Regions from separate parts of the Mus musculus genome. Here region 1 is linked to region 2. A link is a loop called in an ENCODE intact Hi-C map of the cell type or tissue named here. Cell type or tissue: heart. All regions are shown on one strand. Each heading gives the region's core, and the rest is flanking DNA. Links, peaks and the distances in the headings are about the cores only.

What was found. Hi-C counts contacts between places; a loop is a spot of excess contacts. Peaks named below come from ENCODE experiments on the same cell type or tissue, not always from the same donor. Only the 100,000 strongest peaks of a DNase experiment are listed, where the experiment ranks them.
Region 1: a loop joins it to region 2, with 10 times the contacts of the local background. A loop is called at or near these places in 13 of 42 quality-filtered maps.

Annotation. Positions count from the first base shown.
Region 1 is chr3:33,951,498-33,960,943 of GRCm38, forward strand. Gm23175 (a small nucleolar RNA gene) reads right to left here and starts at 7,703; the gene lies at 7,572-7,703. In heart, for the core only: no CTCF peak of the experiment used is centred there; a DNase peak (open chromatin) is centred at 4,934; H3K4me3 peaks cover 934 bases.
Region 2 is chr3:34,193,620-34,203,065 of GRCm38, forward strand. No RefSeq gene overlaps it. Among named protein-coding and RNA genes, the nearest start is that of Gm52623, 68 kb to the right of the region's middle. In heart, for the core only: a CTCF peak has its summit at 4,812; no DNase peak of the experiment used is centred there; H3K4me3 peaks cover 602 bases; H3K27me3 peaks cover 2,467 bases.

The DNA of each region.
Region 1 (9,446 bases), core at 782-8,781, 240 kb before region 2:
ATGTGCTCAGTTACTAAGCCATTTCTCCTGCCTTCCTTCTTACTTCCTTAATGCTATGTGATTTTGTTTAAGGTTTCACAATAAAGATGTTTCATTTAAAAAAACAATTTCTACCAACAGTGTCAACTCTGGGAGCTCTCAGAGACTGACCCACCAACCAAAGAGCATACATGGTCTGGTCCTGGGCACATATCTAGCAGAGGACTACCTTATCTGGCCTCAGTGGACGAGGATTCGCCTAATCCTATAGAGACTTGATGCCCCAGGGAAGGGTGATGTGGGAGGATGGATGGGAGGGGGAGCACCCTCTTAGAGGTAAAGGGGAGGGGGATAGAGTGAAGAACTCTGGGAGCAGGGACTGGGAGGGGAATATTTAGAATGTAAATAAATAAAATAATTAATTAAAAAAATCTCCATTTAATAAGACAGTTATGACACAGACATATACATACACTCTGCATGATGAGTTCCGGGGAGTCTTGGGGAAGTGATTCATCCGCTAATAAAATTCATTGAGTGTCATTGTAGGCATAAATGACACCATCACATACCTTCACAAGCAAAGTAGAGAGGACCATGGAGTCTGGGTGTTTATATCTTCTCATAGAGGAGAGCAAATGTAAATGTGTTAATGAAGTAATAAGAAAAATAAAATTAGCTAATATGACAGGAGGTGAGGACGGGTTTACATTGTGTATCTGCGTGTATGTGTGTGTGTGTGTGTGTGTTCATATGGGTACCTGCATATGCACATGCATGTGGAGGCAGAGGACAATATCAGCCTTAGGCACTTATTTTCTCTCCCTGATCCAAGAATCACCAAGTAGGCTAGGCTGCCTGGCCAGGAAGCCCTTGAGAGCCACCTGACTCTTCACCTTGGTGCTGGGACTACAGGTGTGTGCCAGCACGCACAATGGTTTTCATGAGTTCTAGGCTTGGAGCACCCCAGCCCAGGCCTCGTTTCAGATTTCTATGACTCAAGTGTTGTATAAGCTGAGGAAGTAGATGTTTCCATGGAATGGAAAAAATGAGGCCCAAACCTTATGGAGAATGAACTTGCACAGAGGGGCTTTGGAATTGGGAAGCAGAGTGAGGCGGGCTTCACATGAAAGTTTAGGTTTTACTCTGACTGCAGAGGAATGCAATTTACAATTTGAAAGTATCTTTCTGTGTGCTGTGTAGAATATGGACACAGGGAATGAAAAAGAATCAAACAGCTTTTAACTTCTACTTCAGTCAAGAGCTGCTTGGCTAGACATGTGTTATTTGGTGTGTGTGTGTGTGTGTGTGTGTGTCTGTGTGTCTGTGTGTCTGTGTGTCTGTGTGTCTGTGTGTCTGTGTGTCTGTGTCTGTGTGCGCGTGTAGAGGTTAGACTAAAACTTTCAGAAGTGAGTTTTCTCCTTCTCTCTTGTTTTTAGTCTGGGTCTCTCTTGCTTCTGTTAGTGTGCATACTTCAAGCCAGCTGACCTGCTGGCTTCGAATGTTTGGATTCAAATGTGTGGAGAGCGTTTGGGGGCCACTTGGTAGGAATCTGACATTGGGCCAGGACAAGGAAATGGGCTTCAAGCAGGAATCTGACATTGAGCTATGACAAGGAAGTAAGGTTAAGCAAGAATCTAATTTTAGGCTAGAACAGGGAAGTAAGTTCAGGCAGGAATCTAATTTTAGGCTAGAACAAAGAAGTAGCTTCAGGCAAGAATATGACTTTGGGCTAGGACAGGGAAGTAGGCTTAGATATCTTGGTCATCCTGATAAGCCCTTAGAAACCATGATCACGGGAGTGATCATGGGACTTTGTTTATTGCCTTGCTTGTTCCTTGACTATTTGTGTTTATTGTCTTGCTTGTTCCTCAACCTAGAACTGATCTTAGTACTTGCATGTAATTAAAATGGTATAAAAGCAGATTAGGAAAAAATAAACCTGCCTCAGAACTGGCTGGGGTCATGTTACAATGTTGTCTAATTGACTTTTTTCTTTTTAATCCTCACTTCTGCGCTGGAGGGAGAACCTGTTGACTGACTGAGCTGGCTTGGTCATGCACGCTTTTGCATCTGGACCTTTTGGGGGGAGGGGGTTCCAGGCATCCCCAGCAAGTACCTTCTTCACCCAGGGAGTCGCCTCACTAGGCTTCAGATTAGAAAGAAATTTTGAAGATGAAGAAAAAGAATAACCAACTACCCACATTTGAAAGACAATCAGTCAAAAGATGGGACCATTTATGGTCAGGGTAAAGCCAGGTAGATGGGGGGAGTAACAGGGGATGCAGTCCATGGCTAGCCATTTAAGAAGAAATGAGATAACTGCATGAACATGGGGCACAGTGAGGCTCTAAGTACAGGATCCGAGCATCCTATGCTAGAGGATGGGTAGGATTCAAAGCCCGGATGGGATTACCTAAGAGGGGCATCAGGTGCAGTGAGAGAGCTGTGTGCTCAGAGCCCTGCAGCTTCCTCTCCAGCAGGCAGCCTTCTGGGGAGCAGGGAAACTCCGTGATTGTTTCCACACAATATAACAGATGATGATGCACATTTCAAACAGAGACTAGAAAACAAGGCAAACAGGTGCGAACAGGCAGCAGATGTTTATTCCGTATTTGTAACTGTTCACCATTTGAAAATAGCGATGATGAGGCCAGGGAGGTGGGTCTGCAGGGGCAGGTGATCGACTCTCACAAGTTCTCTGACCTCCATACAAGTATTCATGTCAAACACACAATAAATAAATGGACAAATGTAAAATAGTGATAATGTTGGTATTGTTAGATAGATAGAGGCTCAGTCAGTAAAGTGCCCACCTTGCATGCATGAGGACCTGACCCTGAACCCTGTTTATTTGTTTGTTTGTTTTAAAAACCACAAGTGGTGAAGAAGGCAGTCAGGAGGAAGATGCTAGGGCCACAGCTGAGCCACACGTGTGTTAAGGGTAGTGACAGTCCCAACAGCCAGTCTTGTAGAGGGTGACAGCCTGCATCACTCTCATAGCATACTGGAATAAAGAAAAAGAGAAGGGAGGGAAGGAAGGAAGGAAGGGCTATGACGTCATCCACTGAAATTGCTAGTAGTTCCCCAGAGAAGTCTGCTTAAAGTCTAAGCTATAATTGAATTTATAACAATTGCACATTTTTCTAACGTCACATTGTAGCCCAATTACATCACTTTTGTGCCCTGCCACCACTGTGGGACTTTTTACGAGTACTAAATTCTGTCCTGGTGTGGGAGTACACACATCCAGCACAAAAGAATCACGAGTTCTGAGCCAACCTGAGCAGCATAGTGAGTCTAAGGTCCACCCGTCTTCTTGTGGGCGTTGGAGGGGGTATATAAAAAATTCTGGCTACTTGAACTGTATCTCCATTCTGTCCCTTTGATCCACAGACCATTCACTAACACAGCCTCTGACACTGTAATCTGCCAGTACGAAGGACCCAGGGTGCCTTTTGTTTTGAGGTGGGGGTGGGGGATGGAGGGTTGGAGGGGGAGGGGTGGGGTGGGTGGAGAGAGGGGGTCCGGACTGGGGAATCAAAGTCAACTTGTAGACCCACTTGTTCTGCACTCAGCTGCGATTGGAATTCCCCTGTGGTTTGTATTGTTGTTAATTTGACCCTGTTTGCCTAGACTTTACTGTTTGGCTTTGGTTATCTGAGAGAAGCCCACGTCCTAGGGCTGTGGCTGGCTTCCACACCTGATTTGGTGGTCCGAACTTCGCTCATTGTTGTGACTGTTTTGCTAGGCTCACAGTGGGCGTGGCTTTTCTCCAACTAGCCCTCCGTTTAACTACCCCATGCTGGGGAGAGAGGTGTTACTGCTTCAGCACTGCGGCTGGTCTGCACTTAAGAAACTTGTTACAATTTGTCCAAACACACCTTCTAATGACAGGGATGGTGTAAAGAAGCTAATGACAGATCAGAGGCTCCAGCCTTGTAACCTCACACCTGTCAGAAGTGGCTGCCTACTGACCTGCAATTACGCTATTATGGGAATGTTCCACACTAAACTACTCTGAGAACTGGTGAAACTAACTTAAAGGTTTTAAACTATACTCTTCATGTATTCATTAACAACGCTCATGGGATGTCTATTCGGTGTAAGGGCTACAACAATCATCAGCAGATGAAGGCCAATAGCTTTGTGTGGAAGGCAGAAAATTAAATAATTTCTGCAAAATGGTACGGATGCTCTATTATAGCAAGTTCCAGGGGGCAGTGGGTATCCCTGGGGAGGAGCGTCTTGTGTATCGACTTTGAGGCGCCTTGGTGCCATTACTGATGGAGCAACTGAGATATGCATAATTTTATTGCCACTTGGCTTTTATGTATTCAATCTAGAAGTCTCTTCCTAAAAACAGATGAGATGGAAGCCTGCAGGTTCACTTCCTGTTAGTTTAAAACAATTTCTGAAACGGTACACTTTATGCAGTTTCTTTTGGCTCACAGATTAGGACACAGAAAAACTTCAAGAAGCTGTCGGGCCACCTGCCCAGCTTCAGGTGAGAACCCCTGGTGGCTCAGCTCACTGAACAGGAAGCGCAACACAGCGTGGTCGAGAGACTGGGGGAGGTACCAAGATCACTTTGTGCTCGCAAGGTAGCCAATCCAGCCCTGCAAGGGAATTCTTTAAGGGGACATTCTAATCCTTCTAAAAGGTTCCAGTGCCTGGCAACCTCCATAGGAATTCTGCCGGGCACCAAGAATCCCACAGCAAGTTCATCAACTACCTCTTTCCTACTTCACATCCGTGATGAGAGAGGAGCCACAGGTGTGAGAGGACTGAGAGGCACCAGGCTCACTCTGCATCCGCCTGTGCTCAGCTGGACAGGATCAATCTATTCTCTGGGCAAGAACCCTGTGATGTAAACTGAGAAAGGGCAGGAGATAAGCAGGGCGGTACTAACTCAAGGGCAGCAGGCAACGGTGCGGGGTTGGGTCAGGGGAAAATGACGCATTAGGACTTGCTGTACTTCTCCTGTCCTCTAGATGGCAGCAGCGGAACGAAATAGAGAAAACCTGTTTCCATAGAAACAGTCCGCGTCTTCTACACAAAAATAATCTTAGGGCGTTATTTGAAACAAGGTCTTTAAGTTGTTTTCTATAGACACCGAGGTACTTCTGTGGTGTTTCAAGAGTGAAAAATCAGTACACAAACATCCTAAAGATTGTTCAGCTCCTCAGGCCACCAATAATCGACATCAGTATGGATTTTCTCTTATACCAAGAATACCTCTGAGATATGCTTTGTAGTGTCTCACAGATTTACATCTGGAAGCTGAGACATCAACACTGAATGTGAAATGTAGTTTGAAAGTTAACGGAAACCCCTCCTATGAAAGACCAAGTAATTGCATGAGTAAACAGGAAATGAACCTGCAGTACAGAGGGCAGAACCCATCACACCACAAGAAGGCTGAAAGCTCTTGGTGGCTTCAAAAAAGAACTTCCAGAGACTGTAGCTTACCCAGAGGTTATATTTTTATTTTTGCACGCATCCAGGCTGTGGTACCAAGGATCTCTAAGGGTTTGATACCTCAAAAAGTTACACCTCTGTATTCATAGACAAATTTAGGATGTGCCATTCTGTCTGCCTCCAAGTCTCTCAAAGGTGCCATTTGGATCCAATGGAATGATTTTAGTGCTGGAATAAAAAGCATGCATATATATGCGCACGTGTGTGTGTGTGTGTGTGTGTGTGTGCGTGTGTGTGTGTGTTTACATGGTGCTGGAGATGGATTCTAAGACTCGGTGGGTGCTAGACAAGCACTCAGTGAGAATTAACCAGTCAGAGTCTTTGGGAAAGTAGTTCAGCAATGCAAAACTGGAATTTTAATATTCTGTCTTTTCTTTGCTCCAATCGTAGCTTCTGAGAGGGGAAAAATCAGGAAGGTGGAAGGGTTACGTACAAACACGATCTCCGTTCTGTGGCGTTAACGATGAGCTAACTGGAGGTGGTGCGTAGTGGAGACTGCCTTGCAGTAGCAGGCAGAGTGGATCCAGTCATAGGTCCGCATTTGTCATGTTCTCTGAGAGGCACTGGGTACCCTCCAGTGGATGGCTGGGAACCTAACCTCTCTGTGACAGTGTGACATCAAGGCAAAAAGGGTTGGAAGCTTAGCTGATGGAGCACCTGCATCGCAAGCACAAAGACCTGGGTTCTGTCCCCGGCACCACATCAACAGAGTGGGCTGGCATATGCCTTTAACTCCAGCACTCAGGAGGTAAAGGCAGGAAGATGAGAAGTACACGGTCATCCTCAACTATGTTGTGCGTTCAAGATCAGCCTGTGACACCAGACCAAGGACTGGCTAGAGGCAGAGAGTTATCAAGCACACAGCACCACACCCATCTTTGTCTGTCTAAAGCGGCTCCTGGAGGTTAACTCAGATCCTCATGCCGACACGTCCAGCCGCTGACAGACTGGGCTGACTTCCTACTTCTGAATCTTTTCATTTTTAAGAATGTCTAAACTGCTAGGAAAAGACCGTGAGGCCTCAACACTACACAAAGAACTACAGGCAACTGAGGAATGCCAAGCTGTAGAAATAGTCTTCCCCGAGGAAAATCACGTGAAGTGATTATCCGAATCAGTCAGCCCTGAAAACGTGCATACAAGTAACATTATACTGAGCAGGCTGTGCTTATGTGTGTAGGATCCATATGTATATCCATATCCATATAGGCATGTAACCTCAATTAATGACATTAAGAGGCAGGGCTAGCTCTCCCGTGCTCATGCCCTCAGGGCTGGCTTATCTGCAATGCCCACAGCTAAGGCTAGCTCTACTGCGTTGTTCAGTAGAGGTATAGGGCCAGATCTCCTGAGTGCTACAACAGGTGAGGGTAAGAGTCCACTCTCCTACTCTCATGACCCCAGGACCAGATCTCTCTTGTCCATGCCAAAGCAAACTGCACCAGAGTCAAGTGGCAGGGCCAACTTTCCCATGTTGGTGTTGTCAGAGCTGGCTCAACCTGCAACTCCTGAAACGTGCGGGGCTGGTTCTTCCAAGTACTGCAGCTGGCTGAGGGTGGGTTCCGCTCTCCTGTTCTGTGTCCCTAGGGCCAGCTCTTCCACAATGCCCAGGCAAGTGATGAGGCCAGTTCCACACAGCCCTCATGCATCAACATTTCCCCAGACCGAAGCCCAAACTAGGAATTAGGTGTCTGCCTGGTCTTTGGTAGTAACAGACCCCCTTCTGCTGCAGGGCCATGGACCCAGATGTAGCCCCTAGTGGCAGCACAAGCCAGGACCCCACCATGGTTCCAGATGGCATCACTGGCTACTCACATCAGGCTGTTCCTCACTACCCTCGAGTCTCTAGTTCTGCCTCTCTTCTGTGCCCACATCCTTCTGTTTCTCTCTCTCTCTTCCATTTCTCCACCACTTACTTGCTTAATGGTACTCAGAGTATCTGAGTGCTAGACTCATCTCAGGAGTGCTATGCCTCGCCCATGCATTATGGCACCAGGCAGGCGTCATCTCTGGTGTGGTCTGCCACCTCCCCACCTCCAGGCCTGCATGATGTCCAGACTCCATGGCACCAGACTGTTGGTTATCTCGGGCTTGCTTTTTTTTCAGGGAGGTAAGTTAGGCTGCTAATCATTCAGATGTTCGTAGGAAAGAACACTGAGCATACTCATAGCGTCTCTCCCCTCTGCCACCTTCTGATGCACATGTGACACAGCAGCCACATCTGCAATGCCTTCAGTGGCAGGTAAGTGTTTTGTTTTGTTTTGTTTTGTATTTTTAAAGAGGAAAAACTAGAATAACCAAATTGGGTATGGTGGAACACGTCTGTAATATCAGCCTGTGGGAGACAGAGGCAGGAGTGTGGTGAGACTGAGGGCAGCCTGGGCTACATGGTGAGACCAGGTGAAATCACTTGGTAAACCAAAGGCTTTCCTATCATTCAGTCGTAGGAAGCATCCAACACAGGAGGTCAGTTTCTTCTCAAAGTGGGTCTGACTACTGATCTATTTCATTGGAAATCTGCCATAGAAAGGGAGGGTCACACTGCTGCTTCAAAGCCTTGGTGAAACTGCTTGCGGCTTGGCCAGACATTGGATTGCTGCCATGCAGTGTGTGTGAAGCTCCACAGAACTGGTAACAATGACACTCGGTACTTCTGATGGTTGTATAAACACTTGCCCAAGAACCCAGAAACAAGGTCATTCATTCTCCCTTGCATGGTCAAAATGCCACTTTTGGTTGGAGACGGCTCAGTGGGTAAAGGCCTGTAAGCCTAGTGAGCCGAGTTCAAGTCCATGTAAATATGAGTGAATTGTATCAACTCCATAGTATTGCCATGCTATCTCCACATATGTGCCATGTTACATGCATGCACGTGCGCACACACACACACTATATGCACTCACAACAATGAATAATGATGTCAGTTATTTTAGTCTCTGACATTCCTTTCTGTCCATCTCTTTATACCCTCTCCAATCAAGAAACCACTTCGACTATGCTGGCCACGAGATCCTGGTCAGTGGCATTTCGCCTGTCAAGCTCTGTCAGTCTCTTGTAGCTTCCACTTCCTGAGACACCTGTCTCTCAGTCATTATGGGAAGTCACATAACTCTAACTCTAGCCAAGTCTTTAATTGCAGGGAATTTTTTTTTATAGTTAAATTCTTCTTTTATAAGCAAAGGCAGTCCCTCAAGTCAGCTTTTATCCAATACAAAATCATCTGTAGCAAAGTTAGTATGCATATGCGCTTGGAAGGACGCTGAGTTCTGAACCATGACCTTTGGGCATCTCTGGACTTGGAAGAAGAGCTAAAGGCTGCATGTGGCTGTGTGTTCTTCCAGTCTACAACACAAAGTACTGGGGCACTTCTGATGGGTGTCTCCTTTCGCCGCCACCCAGCCTGTAATCCCCCTTCCCCACCAATCCTTGTGAAGGACTCCTGCTCTGCAGGCCAATAGGCTGCTAGCACATAGGACAACCCAATGTGCTAGTGTGAACCGTTAGGCTGCACTGTGCGGTCATGGTGATTGATACCTTGCCTGCAGTTGCTTATTTGATTGTAAATGACAGTATCTGAGCTCCTTTAGACCCTGCATTCTGTGTTTACCCATCGCTCACCCTGTGCTCACTGCAACAGAAATAACAGTGACAGAAAATAATCTGTCACAAGAATGAGTTCTCTTCCTTAATCCTGGTTCTCATTTTCTCTCTTAGTGTGTGTTTGGAGGGCTGGGGTGGTGAGAATGGGTGGTGGTGGTGTAGTGTACATGTGTGTGAAGACTAGAGCGTAGCCTCTGATGTCATCCTCAGCTATGCTGTCTGCCTCCTGTAGAAACAAGGTTTCTCACTGACCTAGTCAACAGTTAGTCTAGACTGGCTGGCCATGACTCTCAGTGCTTAGATCACAAAGGTATCCCGTGACACCTGTCATCTTTAAATGTGTACTGGTATTTAAACTCTCACGTACTTACTGAACCATCCTCTTG
Region 2 (9,446 bases), core at 1,011-9,010:
TTCCTTCCTTCCTTCCTTCCTTCCTCCCACTCTTCCTTCCTTCCTTCCTTCCTCCCACTCTTCCTTCCTTCCTTCCTTCCTTCCTTCCTTCCTTCCCTCCCTCCCTCCCTCTCTCTCTCTCTCTCTCTCTTTCTTTTTTCTTTCTTTCCTTCTTTCTTTCTTTCTTTCTTTCTTTCTTTCTTTCTTTCTTTCTTTCTTTCTTCCTTCCTTCCTTCCTTCCTTCCTTCCTTCCTTCCTCCCTTCCTTCCTTTCTTCCTTTCCTTCTTTCCTTCAGTCCTTCTTTCCTTCTTTCTTTCTTCCTTATATAAGGTCTTATTATATAGACAAAGCTGACCTTGAGCCCAGAGAGATCTCTTGTGTTTACCTTCTGAGTACTGGGATTAAAGGCATGCATCACCACACCTCATCCACTACCCCTTTGACCCCTTTTTTGTGATAGAGTAGCTCAGGCTAGACTAGAACTACTACAGAGGCTGCAGTGGCCTGGAACTCCTCCTCCTGCTTCAGTCTTCCAAGCTCTAGGGTTAAAAGTCTGAGTCTGATTTACAGGTGTGAGAGCCAACGCATAGAAGACCAAAGCCACCAACTTATTGTCACTGGGGCTCAGCGAGTCTGCTTTCTGATTTTGTGTCCCTAACCACTTCTCTGATCCACTTTTGGTAGGTGTGCTGGCTAGATTTTTGTCAGTTTGACACAAGCTAGTGTCACCTGGGAAGAGTGACCCTTGCTTGGGAAAATGTTCCCACCAGATTGACCTGTAGACAAGTTTGTGAAGATGTTTTCCTTAGTTAGTGATTGATGTGAGATGGCCCAGCCCACTGTGGGCAGTGCCATCCCCTGACAAGTGGTTCTGAGTTTTATATATATATATATAAAGAAAAACAAGTTGAACAAATCATGGAGGGCAAGCTGGTAAGCAGTGTTTCTCCATGGTTTCTTCCTCTGTTTCTGTCTGGCTTGCCACAATGGATTGCAATAGTGACACTGAAGCCAAACGGACCCTTTCCTCTCCAAGTCCCTTTTGTGTGTGGTGTTTATTACAGCAAAAGAAAGGAAAAGGGCAGTAAATATCTTTCAGGGGAAGGGCTAGTAATCTTTATCTTCATTTTCTGGTGGTTTTTATTGGGTCAATTCCTAGAGGTAGAATAACTTGGTCAAGGGCTACATAGAATTTCTGACTCCTAAGATGTGTTCTATATTACCCTCTGTGAGCTTCATGCCAAGTCAAGTTTATACCATGCTTGGAAGAGCCTGTCTGTTCACTGGCACCTACCAGTTAATAACCTTGAATTTTCTATCTTGAAATGATGAAGACAGTCTAAGGCTCCAGGGCTCTCTGATAAACAAATGAAGGCAGTTCAGTCCAAGACAATGTGCAACCATTGACTTCAGCAAAGATCACATCATATTCTTGTTTCCTGATCCGTACATAAATGACCTTTATGTTATCATAGTGCTTCCATTGTGTATGTGAGTGTACACTAAAGCCGCTCATGCCCAAGATCTGGAAGCCATTAAGTTCGGTCACAGGTGCCCATCCAAATGTGGCCTCATTTTGACAATTGCTGCCATGGCCAATATTTATAGTATTTTTCAAGCTTTCAGGCAGTTAAAAGCCCTTTTATATTAATAACCTTATATTGCTCTGTGGTTTAAAATAGCACAGAAAATTTCCCCTACTCACATAGGTTTTTATCTAGTATTAGGTGTATTATGTATTGTATGTGCAATGTTAGGCTGTATTTTCAGTTATGGGGATAACTGAACCCTGGTTTTTATTCCTAAAAGATACTTTCTTTACAATCACCCTGAATTCAAAAAGCAATGAACTAGTGGCCAGAAAGTCTAGCCCTGTTTTCTATTTAGGAAAGTTGTGGGCAATTCTATGGCAATTCTGTTGCAATAGCAGAGGGTAAAGGACTTCAATTATACCTGCAGTCATCTGGGTGACTTTGATTAGAAATATAAAGTAACCCCCGAGATGGGATGAACCAGAAGCACCCATTCCCTTTCTGAAGGAGCTTGTTTTCGCTGGTGTCTGAGAGCATCATCACTGCGTCCAGTGGGTACAGCTCAGACTCTAAGCTGCTTTAGGTTCCTAACGGAATTGCCATGCTGGTCAGGAACCTGGAGCAGAGAATAAATACCATCTTCCACAGCACAGCATCAGAAGCTTGTGCCGTTTGCGATTCTTTTCCATTTTTCAGTTTTTAAGTGTGACTTGGTAGATGCTTTATCCTGAACACAATGCTGCCGTTAATAGCGAATGAAATGACTGAGACGGTGCCGAGGGGGGAAAGGAGTAGGCGGAAGGATTTCTAGCCGACCACTGCAAACCACAGGCTGCAATTATCTGCAGCTGAGAACAAGTCGCTTTTAATGTGTCCATTTGGCCAAAAGAGGGAGAATTATAGAGACTGCTCTCCTCTCCCGTCCTCCACTCTGTTTTCTTCTCCATCTTTATGTAGTTTATCATCCATAATTTCAGGATGTATTTTGCCTCTTTAGGCTGTTTTATCTATAGGCTTATGAGGTCAGTCATGTGTGAATTCCTTTGTTAGTCATCTCACCTTTTGCCTTGATGATAGAAAATTGATCAGGCCTAAAGTACAAGCTCAATAGACAACCCTCTTGGTCCTTTGTCTAGGAGAACAGCTACATTGAAGGCCACGAGCAGGTAGCTATTAATATGACAGGCGCTCTATCTCCCACTGTAATTTATAATGAAATACCTAATCTCCATTATTTTGATCCAAGCAGGCGATTCCATGAAAAAGTCTTTTCATCCAGTTCCCAATGGCTGTTGCATGAGAAATGGCAAACCAATAATTTTTGTCAAGTTTTTTAAGCCAACAGAAATGCTTTTCCACGGCTGCGGTTTCAAAAGGCAGAGATAAAGCTCATTCACGGCGATGAATGGAGAAGCCATCTGGGGCTTTCTTTTTGACTTCCTTCCCTTTTCTCCATCCTTGTAATCAAATTTGAGCAAAATGAAATGGGGCTTTCTATGAAAGTACCTTTTGTTGATCTGAACGAGCTGGTAATTTACAAAATACCCTTCCTTTGTGAGGAAGGCTAAAGAAAAAAAGAATCCGTAGCTTTTAAAGCTGGGCCTTAGTGGGACTCTAAATGCAATGAAAGCAGTCTGTGTGGAGAGATTGAAATGCATTTCAAAGCCAGGCCTGACTAGGGGGGCACGGAGAACAGACCTATGAGCGTTCCCTAGGAAGGGAAAAAAGTGAATGGAGAATGGGAGAGAAGCGGGAGCTGTGGACCGGGTGTTGAAGTTACCGTGGCTCTGTGGACTCAGTCGTCTCCAGTGGGGCCGAAGTTGGACGTCTCGCTGTCCAGGAGACTGAGCGGTCTGAGCAGGGAAAGTTTGGAGCTCCGCGTGATTGGAAAGAATGAAGGTGTGAGGATTCTGCCAACTTTTTCCTTTCTCTGCGTGTGCTGGGATCTTGTGGGGACTGCTTCAAGAGAACCCGCAGATGTGAGTTTCCCGACGACTAACACTTACTTCCCTCTTCTTTTTGCCTGCTAGATTTCTTCTCACCAACCCCTCTTCACCCGTCGGAGCCAGAAGGATGTGTGGATAGACGGCTTAAGAACAGTAAGTAACGTGAGCTGTTTTCTTCCATCCCTGTTCAGGATTCGTTGCAACAGAGCTGAGGTTTGCTTGTTGGAGGCGTTTGGGATAAGCACGCACTCCTTGAAGGGAAGGGAGCTTCCTGCCACGTTTGCGTTGTTTGATGTGAATTCTGGTTGACTTAGCTGGTTTTTACTGGTGACAATCAACGTTCTCAGTGCTGCTTCCTCTTGTGATCTGTGATGCTGAGCTTTGTGTGGCATGGAACATACGCGTGCTAGTGTAGTAGTTTAAGATACCCTGTGAGTATCACAGGCACTAGCTCTGGGGTTGCTTCTGTGAGCTAAGCACCCCTTGTACATTTCCCTTTTAAGTTCCAGTCATCATGATTTCTCTCCATTTATGCATGAGGTAAAATTGTAGCAAAAATTATGTGAACATATTTTCTCACAATAAACATCAGAGAGAGAGAGAGAGAGAGAGAGAGAGAGAGAGAGAGGAGTTGTTTTGCTACTTAAAAGTCAAACCATTTTAAAGGTGACTTAAGCAAAATGTCTTGTCATTTAAACATTTCAATGAACCATAATACAAATAACAAAGGTAGTTTCCTGTTTGAGAAAGGGAAAAGTGCATTTTTAACGTCCCAGAAGTCAGACAGATCAGTTACCTGAAACCTTATACTTTGGATTAGAGCCCATGCCACAGGTAATCTTAAAAAGGCAAACGGAACATTGGCACTTGTAAGTAGCCACAGTGTTATTTTAAGTTTGAGAGGTAGCTCAGCCAGAATGGCATAAATGAGCACAGCCAGCTCTCCTGTCTCAGGGTGGCATGAAAAGTGTTTATACTGAAGACCACATTTCAAAGGTGAGGCGCAGAACCCCACAGAGGCAGCCTTCCTGCTCCCAGAGCCAAGAGCAAAACAACCCAGTGAGATCAGGGGCTTTAAGGACTGTTTAACTCTTTAGACTCTTGGCTGAAGGTTTGTTGTTGTTATTGTCTAATAGAGAGATGCAATGCACAATACAGGACTCAGGTGGTCTCACACGAGTCTTGATGAGGGACAAGCCATGTCCCTCTGACGGTTTGTCACATGGAATCTGAATTCCCAGAGGATTGCCTCAGACAGGTCTGTTTTCCACACTCTGGCTGTTCCTTTTTGCCAACTTCCTGAAGCCACATCTCCAAGCCTCGAGGTTTTGAGTCATTGCTGCCTCCTAACGCCTGACTTTGAAACAGCATGCCTGGCCAGCTGCCGTGAAGGTGGCACTGGGGTACTGGTTTGTGCTGGTATTGCAGTTTCAAAGGGCTTTACCTCTGATTATAACAGTTCCTGGATAGTAGACTGAAACCTGAGGGACGGGGCTGGGCACAGGAGGAAGAGCAAGTCAGTTAGCGTGTAGTAACCTATCGGTGAGGTGGTGTGGTACTCTATGTGCTGACCCACATCAGTATCTGGGAACGATGCCTTACAGTGTTGACCCCCATCATTGCTGACCCTCGGCATCGATAATGTGTGCTGTTAGCTGGTCTCGTGTACAATCAATATCTTATTTTTCATAACTTTTCTTGAGGGTTATCAGAGTGCTTCTGCTGAAATGGACATACTTTATGTTAGGTGAAGTGTCTCTGCAAAGAAGGTATTAGAAATGTGTAATCAGACCAGAAAGCCCATGGGGCCTAACGGTTCAGCCCGTGGATGCTTAGCTGCCTGCTTAAAGTTTTGAGAACCTCTGATGGCTCTTGGTGGTAAAGCCGTGAGAATTTCTGCTTCCCTCTGGTTTAGACAGTGTTGTATAAGATTGCTGTCCGTGTGCTGGGGACCTGGAGAGCTGGTTAATCCCTGAGTAGTGACTGGGTCACCAGGATCATTGCATTTCTGGCTTGCAAGCCCCCTATTCTTTGACATAACAACTGATATACTACATATTTTATTCTTTGTAAAGCCAAAGCAACCGCCGATCAGCTAATTCCAGGGATCTTAGGAATCTAAGATCTGTGGGGTATCTTCAAAAGTTACAGGAATAGAGGGTGAGATTTCTGAGAGGTGCTGGTGAGTCTGAGACTTTTTTGAGGGTTTTGGTGTCCTGCCTTCTTGTTAGGGCTGCTTGGAGACTTTTGTTAAGAGTCAAGGCTGTTTTCCATCACAGAGGCCACCAAACTTCCAGTGTTCTCGAGGGGCTTGGAGAACCTGAGAGGAGGCGGAGGTTCAAGCTGGACTTTACCTCCCCTGGCATGGAAGGGTCTGTGCCCTGAGGTTCTGATGGTCCCTAGGCCGCCCTACCAGGGGGTGCTTGCTTTCTGTTTTCAGGGTACAGAAAAGGGGCTGGCTGGTCTTAACTCTAGGCTCTGTGAGTGCTGCTCTGGGCTGTTCACTGTCATGTTGGTAGAATCTCACTCTCTCTAGCTGTCACATGGGATGCCTTTGAGAAGATGTGGGAGGTGCCCTCTCTTTGTAAGCATGATGATTGGTCCACTCACCTTACATGGTGATGAGCAATGGGCTTCCTTAGACAATAACATCACTATAAACCCAGAGGCATCCAGGTTCTGTGGGCAGCGAGAACAAAGCACACGCATATTTTGATCAACACTAAGATTGGTCCAGTGACCCATGACCCTGGAGGGAAGAGTACCAACTTCCACCATGCACTAAAACTGTAGTGGGAAGATGGGTGACCCAATACAGGACATACATTCTCTTGTAGCCCCACCTCTGCATGGGTTTTGATGTAGCCGCTGTAAATAATTAGGTCTAAGACTCAGGGACAAAGGAACCACACATATAAAAAGGTCACATACTAATTATTTTTTGAGTCAAGCTCCTTTAGACTCAATATTTATTGCAGCAGAAACAAAAGTGGAAAACCCCACCATCTCACACAGTAAGTACGTCACCCATGATGCTGCTCACCCTCACAGATCTAGAGTCACGGTCTCACAGAGGGGAAAGCAAGATCAGAGGGAGTCAGTACTGATGTCTGTTCATACAGGCATCGTGAGAGTGTAGGCCTGTGCTCTTCTCATGCCTAAGCATCTTTTGGGGTAACACAGATGTCTGGTGCTTTTTGAGGGGTAACACAGATTTCTGGGGCTCCTGTCCTGCCTAGTGTATTTATGTTTTCTGTCTTAGTTCGCTTTCTGGTACTGTGATAAAACGCCCTGGCTTAAGGGAGAAAGGGTTCATTTTGGCTCCTCTTGGCAGGGAAATCGTGGCATCAGGAGCTTGAGGGAGCTGGTCACACTGTGTGCAGTGCTGAAAAGCTGAGACGGGTCAGTCACACTGTGTGCAGTGCTGGAAAGCTGAGACGGGTCAGCACAGGCTGCTCCCAAGCTCCCTTTCTCTATACAGTCCAGGGTCCCAACCAGGGAATGCTGTCAGCCATGGTAGATGAGTCTCCAGATCTCTATCAGTGTGGTCAAGGGGCTGGTTCTAAGTTGATTCCAGATCCATTCAAATTGAAAATATACACTAGGAACCACATCCTCTTTTAGTTTGTGTTCCAAGACAGTCCAGAGCCATAGACCTCAATTCTTCTCTGAATTTGTAAAATCTAATCTGCTTTCATGGGTGAGAAAGCACACAGTGATGTTCCTATGGGGAGGGGAAGATTTACTTTGCATATCTTGTCAAACTCTCTTGAGCACCCCTGGTTTCCAGAGCACTTTCTTGGCTGGTCAGCACCAGAGGTTTTCTTTTTAAGTCTTTCTTCATGTTCCACCCAGTTCTCCATGTGTCTGATTCTGTTTCTGGACCCCTTTCTTCTGTATCCATCTTTAACCCAGTCATATTGTGGCACACAAGAGTAGTCCAGTTTGTCTTAACACCCAGATGTGAATATGTCTTAGCCCAGTGCCAAGCTCAGCTTAACCCCTAATTCCTGTATGGCGACAGTTGCTATCCTGCTTAGTGGTAATGGACATCCTGTGTGGGCACAAACAATCCCACCACATATTTTCCTTGAAGGAAAACCACATGGGTGTTTTGGACACTGCCCTAAAAGTGTATTCTTCAGCAGGACTTTAAACAGGACACCAGGACTATCTCTCCAACAGCCGTGCTCAGAGATTTCACTGTTTCTAGTTGCTGTGGTGACTGAATCAAAGGTTAAAACCCAAACTGAAACCAAACCAAAGACCTCATAAAAGGGTGAGTTCCCATGGGGACAAGACCAAGCTCTTAGAGACTAGATTTGAACAGAAAGCTTTGGTAGAGGAGTAAGCCCAGTTAGAACATGAGAAGGCAACGAAGGAAAAACAACTCGCCAAGAAACACCCCTCTGTGACGGAGTCCTACATGTCTTGCTTATCTCACACAGTTCATCCTTGTGGACGTGAAAAGTGATACTTTAAATTTGCACACTAAACAAGCAAGGAAAAGCTTATGCCAGAGATCATATCTAGGACGAGAAGATGGCTGGGAGGTGTTGTAAGATGGCAGCTGCATCTCCAGGATCAACACAGAGAGGTTTAGGTTTGCAATGGTCCGCTCTAAGGCGGTGATCACAGTACAGCATTTTCTGCATAGATTTTCCTTTAAGTCACTCAGTCCTTTGCTCCTGCCTTTGGTTTAAAACCTTGGTGTTATGTGGCTCATAGAGCCTTGACCATGATTCTCAACCACTGTAGGTCTTTTAGGAGATGATGTCAAGATCATCCACCATATGACATTGCTTTTCTTGTCATACGGAAGGCTTAAACTCACTGCCCGTGCTAATGACAGACTCCCTCCACAGCGCTCTGAGCCACGTCAGAGATGGAGGTATTTTTCCTCCTAGTAAGATAGTTGCAGACAGAGATGGAGGAGAGCATGTGCGCTAGACTACAGGGGCCTAGAAACATGAACCAATGCTTAGTGACTTGCAGACTCTCAGCTGTTGTTGCTATGAACAGAGGGAAGGCTAGGCACTCTGCCCAGGCACAGCTTTAAGGTGGGAGCCAGCAGGACACCCTTCGATGAAGATCTAAGCTCACCTTGCAGTGCTGAAGATCTAGATACAGGTCCCAGATCATGAGTCCCTCTTACCTCCTAGGGGAGTGACATCTTTATAGATACAAACTTCCTTGGACACATAGCAAGTGCTTGGCCATCTATGGTTTACAAATGACATCTATAACACAATTTTATCGCCCTCTTTTTGGGGATCATCAGGTGTGGCCAAAGAGAGAATCACTTTTATGTCCTCATAGAAAATTTAAGAAAGAAAAAAAATCACTGTCTTTTAATTTTCTAAAATTAATTATTTTTTAATTTTATGTGTATGATGGCTGTTTCACCTGTTTGTATTTCTGTGCAGTATGCACACACCTGGCTGCCCACAGAGGCCAGAAGAGGGAATCAGATCACCTGAACCTGTGGCCACCATATGAGGTGCTGGGAATCCAACCTATGTCCTGTGCAGGAATGATAATTTGAACCACTGAAATGTCTCTCCTGCCTGTCACTTTTTTTTTTTTTTTTTTTTTTTTTTGGATAGAGGCTTCCATGTAGCTCAGGTTAGCTTCAGACTTGCTATGTAGCTGAGGGTGGCCCTGTACTCCTGAGCCTCCTTCTTCCAGTTCTCCAATCATGCACACCATGCCTGGTTTACGCAGTACAGGGGATCGAACCCCAGGGTTTCATTCATGACAAGCACTGAGATATACCTTAGACCCTGAACAAATAACATTTATGGTTTCTAAAAAACAAACAAACAAACAAAAAACAAAAACAAAAACCCCTCAGGTGTCTGTACGGCTAGTACAATCCACCATTTGTGCAGTGAGACAATATATATAAGCCAAGGGTTACAGGTATAGAGAGAGGAATGGGGAGAGAAAGGGGGAACTGTAAACACGAAGAACGTTCTAAAATAATTCA